2 separate regions of the Homo sapiens genome follow, and region 2 is linked to region 1. Evidence: chromatin contacts called from ENCODE Hi-C or POLR2A ChIA-PET data. All regions are on one chromosome and are shown on one strand. Each heading gives the region's core, a stretch centred on a gene start or an enhancer-like site at or near the end of the contact. The rest is flanking DNA. Distances are from core to core; before and after follow the strand shown. Region 1 holds the start of NUP205 (nucleoporin 205). Region 2 holds the start of MKRN1 (makorin ring finger protein 1).

Region 1 (3,706 bases), core at 1,147-3,646:
AGATGTCCCACAGAAAGCATGTAGAATGAAAAGGACAGAAACTAGAGATGACTATAGGGGAAGAGCTAGATTTAGTGGGTAGAAGAGGAAGAGAAGTCCACGTAAAACACTAAAAAAGAACTGGAAAGAGGAGGAAAACCAGTATCATTGGTGCCCCAGTAGCCACAGGATAATATAATTTTGTTTCTTTCTTTTTCTTTTCTTTTTCTTTTTTTTTTTTTGAGGCAGAGTTTTTACTCTGTTACCCAGGCTGGAGTGCAATGGTGCGATCTCGGCTCACTGCAACCTCTGCCTCTGGGGTTCAAGCGATTCTCCTGCCTTAGTCTCCCAAGTAGCTGGGATTACAGGAGTCCTGTCACCACGCCCAGCTAATTTTGTATTTTTAGTAGAGACAAGGTTTCACCATGTTGGCCAGGCTGGTCTCGAACTCTTGACCTCAGGTGATTCTCCCACCTCAGCGTCCCATAGTGCTAGGATTACCGGCGTGCGCCACTGCACCCGGCCTATAACTATCATAATTCAGAAAAGTGCCCATGGAATTTGATGACTGATAACTGGTAAACATACCAAGCGCAGTTTTAGAGGGGCTTATGATGGCAATATCCCAATTGCTACGAATTGAAGAAGCCTGTGAGAGAATGCTTGTAAAGTGTAATGACAGGTGAAGAGGAGTTGCTGGAATTTAAAGAGTTACTTTATAGAAAGCAAAGTTATCTACTGAGAGGGAAGCGTGTGGGCTTAAAAAGTGCATGTGGAGAGGGAAAGGCTTGTAATAGCTGTGCTGAGAGAGAAATCTTTGAATGCCGCTTCCTGTCAAGTTCCTGCTCAGTATTCTTCTCAGTTTCATGATAAACTTCTTGAAAAATTCCTTTGCGTTTACTTTCTCTCTTCCCCACTTCACTCCTTAAAACCACTTTAATCGTAGTTTGGCATTTGTCTCTATATATCAATGACTTTTAGAAAAAATCACCAGTGATTTTTGTGTTTCAAACCTAATGTACATTGTGTCACTTGATATTATTTGTTCAAAAGAATAAATGTTCTGTTCTGGATATTCTTTTTTTTTTTAAATGGAGTCTCACTCACTCTGTTGCCTAGGCTGGAGTGCAGTGGTATGATCTCAGCTCACTGCAACCTCCACCTCCCGGGTTCAAGGGATTCTCCTGCCTCAGCCTTCCGAACAGCTGGGGTTACAGGTGCGTGCCGCCATGCCTGGCTAATTTTTGTATTTTTAGTAGAGACGGGGTTTCACCTTCCTGGCCAGGCTGGTCTCAAACACTTGACCTTAAGTGATCGCCTGCCTTGGCCTCCCAAAGTGCTGGGATTACAGGCATAAGCCACTGCGCCCTGCCAGTTCTGGATATTCTTAACATACTCTATGCTTTTGTCTAAATTATTTGATTCTGATTTCCAACAGTGAAATGGGAATGATGGAGAGTTAATACAATGAGATTGTAAGGCACATGGAGCGTCTCTGACATAAATAGTTATAATCATATCATTTTCCCAATAGAATGGTTTGCAGGGATTAAATGAGATAATGGCTATAAAATTTTTCTTAATACATAGCTGTAAATAGCAATGATTATTTACATTTTAGTTTGAAAATCAGCAAACTAAAATTTAACAGCTGAAGAAAGAGTTCAGCTACTTTGGGTGCTCAGGTAGAAAAATACTTGGTGATTATGAAACGATATGTCTGGAATCTGTTTCAAACTAATCGGGGGCGGGGGGTGGGGAGGGGAGGGTGTTGGGGTGGTAAGGGTGGGTTGGGGCTGCCGTGGTGGGAAATTGGCCACGTTATTGATGCTGAGTGTTTGCTATTCTAATTTTGTATCCGTTTGAAAATTTTATAATTAAAAATTATGATTTGTTTCGCTCTACGCAACTATGTTGACAGAATATATTTGGTAAACTGAAATGTCACGGAAACTTAGTTTGTAACCGGTCAGTGGCTTTTTGAGGTGTAGACACTTCATACCTTACTTCACTCCCCACTGTAAGGAAGATTTAACTTGAAGCGGAGATAATGATTTGAATTTACGGCTTTTATAATGTCATAAATGGGCGTCATTTTAATAACTACTCTCAGAATATCTTTTTCTATTCCACTTTACTTTTTCCTCTCCACTTAACCAACTCATCATTAGAAACTACAAGTCCCAGGATGCACTACACGATGAACGTCGGATCGAGGACCTCGTGTCTCTGAAGTGGTTGCCCTCGCCTTATTTGAATGGGAATAATCCCAATGAAAATTGATGTTTGTGACCCAGAGCAGATTCTGGAGCCTTTTGTACGCCTGGGACGGCCCAGCGTGGAGGGGACAGTGTGGTGCCTTTTTGTTCAGGCTTCGCTCAGGTCAGCCTCACCCTTTCCCGGGGCCTCCATGCGGCAGAAGGGCTCTGTTAGTGCGCCTCTAAGATGGCGACGCCTTTGGCGGTAAATTCGGGTAAGTGTGGCCAGACAGAAAGACGATTGAGCTGAGCGATAACCAGGTCTTCATGGAGAGACGAGACCGTGAGGTTTCTCGGAGTCTAGGACCCCACTTATGTGCGGTGCCTGCTTTTCCCTAATTCTGGGCCTAGAGTCCCACCCCTCCCCAGTTTGAATGGCGCGCGTCGGTGCTGCGGCTCCAGCCCTCGAGTTGGGGTTTGAGATTCCAGGCAGTGAGGCTTGGGCCGCTGGACCCAGGTGTGTAATCTCTCACAGCCCAGGGCTGAGTCTGGTCCCCCTCACCCCCAAGTTTCACTGTGCGTCTGTGGTCCCGATTTCGCTGGAATACGCATCAGGTCTTCCACAGTGAAGCCAGAGGACCCGAGATATTTTCCAGCCATGAGCAGAGGCTGAAAGTAGGCGTCGGAGTTCCTTATAGGGTGGGAGATCTTGCAGGCAGCGAATACTCCCTATTATGAAGTCGGCCATCTGAAAGGTGGTCAGGAAGAGGGTGGCGGGGCTTCAGCAGACGTCTTCTAACCCTGCGGATGTGGTTAGGCCCTGGATGTTCTTGTACCTTTGGAGCTGTAGATTTTCGGGGTGGAATTGAATCTAGAAGGTAGTAAAGGAACTCTGGAAGATTTGGGGTGGATCCTCTTTCGGTGATTCTCAATTCGGGCCGTACCGCCCTCCAGTGGTGTTTGAATGAGTGAGTGCATTTTGATTGTCATATTTCCTGGGGTACACTGCTGTCGCATAGTAGGCGGGGCAAGGATGCAGAAAGTCCTTCATGGTCAGAGCAGTCCGGAAAAATAATTTGGTGCCTAGAATGTTAATGCCTCGATTGAGATGCTCTGAAGTTCGCGGGCAAGATTAAGAGTATATCTGTGTGGTAAATGCTTGTGAGAATCTCACTTAAAAGGACTCTTTTTTAAAGTATTGGTTCTATTTTCCACAGGACTGATATTCTTGAAAAGTTGTCTAAATCTGTTTTGTAAATCAAATCATTTCAGAAAAGCTATGATAAATTATAATGAAGGCTATGTTTACTGAACACATACTATATCCCAGCATTGCACTTATTATCGTGCTTATCTCATTCAGTTCCCGTTTATACACCTTTGGAGTAGTTACTGTTACATACTCCGTTTTACAGATTTGGAAATAGAGGCTTCAAATAGTTACGTAATGTCCCCAGAGTTAAACATCTAATGATCTAAGTCAGTCTTAGGTGCTTAAACTACTTAGTGCTACTGCTTAAGCACAACCT
Region 2 (3,749 bases), core at 44-2,543, 4.9 Mb after region 1:
ACAGTCGCTACTGATCACTATTTAAAAACCGGAAAATAAAAAACGTACAATTAAATGCCCTCTTCTGCGTAGAGCTAGGTAGTTTTTTACAACCATACACATCCATACAACCGCCATCCCTTAATTTTTCTAATATTTTCGTCTCGCATATCAAACCAAAACCAAACCTCTCTCTCTTCCGGGAGCGAAGAGCCCTTTCACTCCCTTCGGAAGATGCGTAAATTTCAAAAGAGGAACATAGCGCTGGGGGAGGGTAATAATCTGCAGCTCAAAAAAACCGCGGGTGGAGAAGACGACCCCGGCCCCCGAACGCCTGCTTCTAAGACAAAGCTCAGCACCGCCAACCTCGACAAACATACAAAGAAGAAATACAAAAGCTTCTTCTCACAGTTGGGCGGAGGATGGGGGGCGGAGGGACGGAGGGACGTGAAAAGACGTTACAAACGGATGGCACGGAGAGAGGAGAGGGCCGGGAGCCAGGCAAGCTCGCTGGGGCCCTCGGCGGGGTGTCTAGGCCCGGAGAGGATCGCTGGGAGACCGGCCTCAAGTGACCACCTCCCGAGCCCCGGGAGCCGGAGGCAGCGGCGGGGGCATCCTTCCAGCGGCAGGGGAGGAGCCAGCCCACCTCTCCCCGATGCGCTCGCAGCCAGCTCAGGCAGCGCTCAGGGAAGTGTAAGCGGCGGTGCAGCCCCGCGGCTCCGCAGTAATCGCGCACCGCCAGGCCTCCGCGGACAGCGCTGAGGGCTCCGCGGCCCAGCGGGGGTTGACGCAGTGACTGGGGGAACGCGGCGGCAGCGGGGGCCGCGAGGGCTGCAGAGATCGAGACAACGCCGGTCCCCGCCCTCCCGCGCCTCTAGCCGCAGGCCGGCCGCCCTCCTCCCTCCCGCGCCGCAGGCTTGGCCCGCGGCCCCCTCCCCGCGCCCGGCGCTCCGCCGCGCAACGTCCTACCTGCAGGTGACCTGTTTAGTCCAGCCGCCGCCGCTGCCGTCGCTGCCGCCGCCCCCTCCGCCCGCCCCCAGGGACGGGGCGGTGACTGTGGGGATCGGGGTGGGGGAGGCTGCTGCCGCCGTCGCCGCTGCCGCTCCTGCTCCTGATGTTGTGGCTGTTGTTCCGGGAGTTGCAGCCTCCGCCATTACTGTTTATCCCACACAGCAAAGGCCCCGGAACTTCCGGGATCACATAGTTCCGGTCCGGCTGCGGGGAGAGGACGGCGAGGCCAGGCGAGGGGAGGGGAAGGACACTGAGGCACCCGTTCGGTCCCCGCCTGCTACGCGTCGCGTATCTGAGCGCTCTCGCCACTTCAACTGCGGGCCCAGAGCATGCGCGCCCGCGGCCCGCCCACGGCGCCGCTCATTGGTGGAGGGGACGTCTCCTCCGGAAAGGGGCGGGGCAAACGGGGGTCTGTACAGGTGTGTCCTAGGCTCGAAACCCCGGCGACGAAAGTCCATAGTTAGCGGCTTTCTTCCTAGCAGAGGCTGATATAGTGGAGCTGGGGCTGGGGACTAGGGACTTGCAGTCGGAAGACCTGGGTTTGAATCTGCACTTTCCCATTTCTCTAGTAATATTTGAGCTAGGTACTTGTTCTATCTGAGCCTCCGTTTCAGCCTCTCTCGAATAAGGATGACAGCAGACCCACATATGGTTGCTGTGAGGATTATATGATGTCCTTAGAAATCACTGAGCTTAGTGCCTGGTACATGGTAAACACTTAATAAAGGTTATCTCATTCCTGGTATCAGAGATGTGATCTTGGCCAAGTATTTTGGCTGAGCAATGCTCTAGAGGGCTGGTCCCCTTATCTCCAGGCTTCCCTTTCTAAGCCATGGGTCTTCTAGCAAATTATCCTACCTCTTGGTGCTCCTGCTTTCTCCTCTGTAAAAACGACAATAATAATAATAATAGGCCAGGCGCGGTGGCTCACGCCTGTAATCCCAGCACTTTGGGAGGCTGAGGTAGGCGAATCACCTGAGGTCATGAGTTCGAGATCAGCCTGGCCAACGTGGTGAAACCCCGTCTTTACTAAAAATACAAAAATTAGCCGGGTGTAGTGGCTAGTCCCAGTTACTCAGGAGGCTGAGGCAGGAGAATTCCTTGAACCCGGGAGGCGGAGGTTGCAGTGAGCCGAGATCGCGCCACTGCACTCCAGCTTGGGCGACAGAATGAAATTCCGTCTCAAAATAATAATAATAGTAATAGATAATAGTACCTACTTCAGAGATGGCTGTGAAAGTTAAATGAGAATCTGTTTAAAAACCTTTGTACTGGCCGGGCGCGGTGGCTCACGCCTGTAATCCCAGCACTTTGGGAGGCCGAGGGGGGCGGATCACCAGGTCAGGAGATTGAGACCATCCTGGCTAACACGGTGAAACCCCGTCTCTACTAAAAAATACAAAAAAATTAGCCGGTCATGATGGCGGGCGCCTGTAGTCCCAGCTACTCCGAGGCTGAGGCAGGAGAATGGAGTGAACCCGGGAGGCGAAGCTTGCAGTGAGCCGAGATCGCGCCACCGCACTCTAGCCACTGCACTGCAGCCTGGGCGACAAAGCTAGACTCCATCTCAAAAAAAAAAAACAAAAAGCAAAAAAAAAAAAAAAAAAACCCCTTTGCATTGTGCTTTTCACACTGCAGTGAATACATAATGAGTAACAAAATATGTCTGGAATATCCTAGCTTTTTTTTTAATGCGTCTTTAAAATTGTATGTATTTAAGGTGTAAAACATTGTTTTAATATACATGTACCTAGTGAAGTGATTACTACAGTCAAGCAGATTTAGCATATCACCTCACATGAATATTTTGTGTATGTGTTTGTGGTAAAAACCCAAGCTCTACTCTTAGCAATTTTCCAGTATACAATACAATATTATCTATTAACATTAATCATAGTCTTCCGCCGGGCACGGTGGCTCACACCTGTAATCCCAGCACTTTGGGGGCCGAGGCGGGCGGATCACAAGGTCAGGAGATCGAGACCATCCTAGCTAACACGGTGAAAGCCCGTCTCTACTCAAAAAACACAAAAAATTAGCTGGGCATAGTGGTGGGTGCCTGTTGTCCCAGCAACTCGGGAGGCTGAGGCAGGAGAATGGCGTGAACCCGGCAGGTGAGGCTTGCAGTGAGCTGAGATCACGCCACTGCCCTCCAGCCTGGGCAAGAGCGAGAGTCCGTCTCAAAAAAAAAAAAAAATCATAGTCTTCATGTGGTACATTAGATCTCTAGACTTATTCATCCTACACAGCTGCAACTTTGTCCCCTTTGACCTGATGTCCCCATTCCCCACTCCACTCCTGGTAAACCACTGTTCTACTCTGTTGCTATGTATTCAACTTTTTCACATCTTCACGTATAAGTGAGATAATGTAGTATTGTTCTTTGTGTCTGGCTTATTTCATTTAGCATAATGTCCTGCAGGTTTATCCATATTGTGGCAAATAAAGGCTACCACACAGGTAGTAACCTTTAGAGACACAATAGGTGGTAAATGTTTCTTTCAGACTTTTCAAGTTGTCAGACTCTCAGTTAATCTCTCTCAGGTCTGGGGAAGGGAGAGCCCGAAAGAAGGCTCTTGTAAATAGAGCCTTCTATTTTAAGGCTGAGAAATAAGGAATATCCTAGCTTCTGAGGATTACTTTTTTTTTTTTTTTTGAGACCGTCTTGCTCTGTCACCAGGCTGGAGTGCAATGGCGCGATCTCGGCTCACTGCAACCTCTGCCTCCCGGGTTTAAGCAATTCTCCTGCCTCAGCCTCC

What was found. A loop is a pair of places that touch in the nucleus more often than their neighbours do. ChIA-PET counts read pairs that join two places held with the same protein, here RNA polymerase II (POLR2A). Pooled maps may share reads with other maps.
Region 2: a loop to region 1 is called in a map of naive thymus-derived CD4-positive, alpha-beta T cell, with 15 times the contacts of the local background. The contact joins the promoter of MKRN1 here to the promoter of NUP205 in region 1. A Hi-C loop is called at or near these places in 1 of 168 maps with a recorded cell type or tissue (naive thymus-derived CD4-positive, alpha-beta T cell) and 6 of 50 pooled maps. POLR2A ChIA-PET finds 5 or more read pairs at or near these places in 1 of 52 experiments (naive thymus-derived CD4-positive, alpha-beta T cell).

The regions. Positions count from the first base shown.
Region 1 is chr7:135,555,521-135,559,226 of GRCh38, forward strand. It overlaps NUP205 (nucleoporin 205), which reads left to right and starts at 2,397. Exons shown (of 43, transcript NM_015135.3): 1 at 2,397-2,452. The coding sequence starts at 2,425. RefSeq lists enhancers at 2,238-2,367, 2,748-2,797, 2,858-2,917, 2,988-3,107.
Region 2 is chr7:140,478,212-140,481,960 of GRCh38, forward strand. It overlaps MKRN1 (makorin ring finger protein 1), which reads right to left and starts at 1,294. Exons shown (of 8, transcript NM_013446.4): 1 at 949-1,294. The coding sequence starts at 1,133. RefSeq lists silencers at 525-604, 885-1,024, 1,315-1,424 and enhancers at 560-1,400, 1,731-2,641.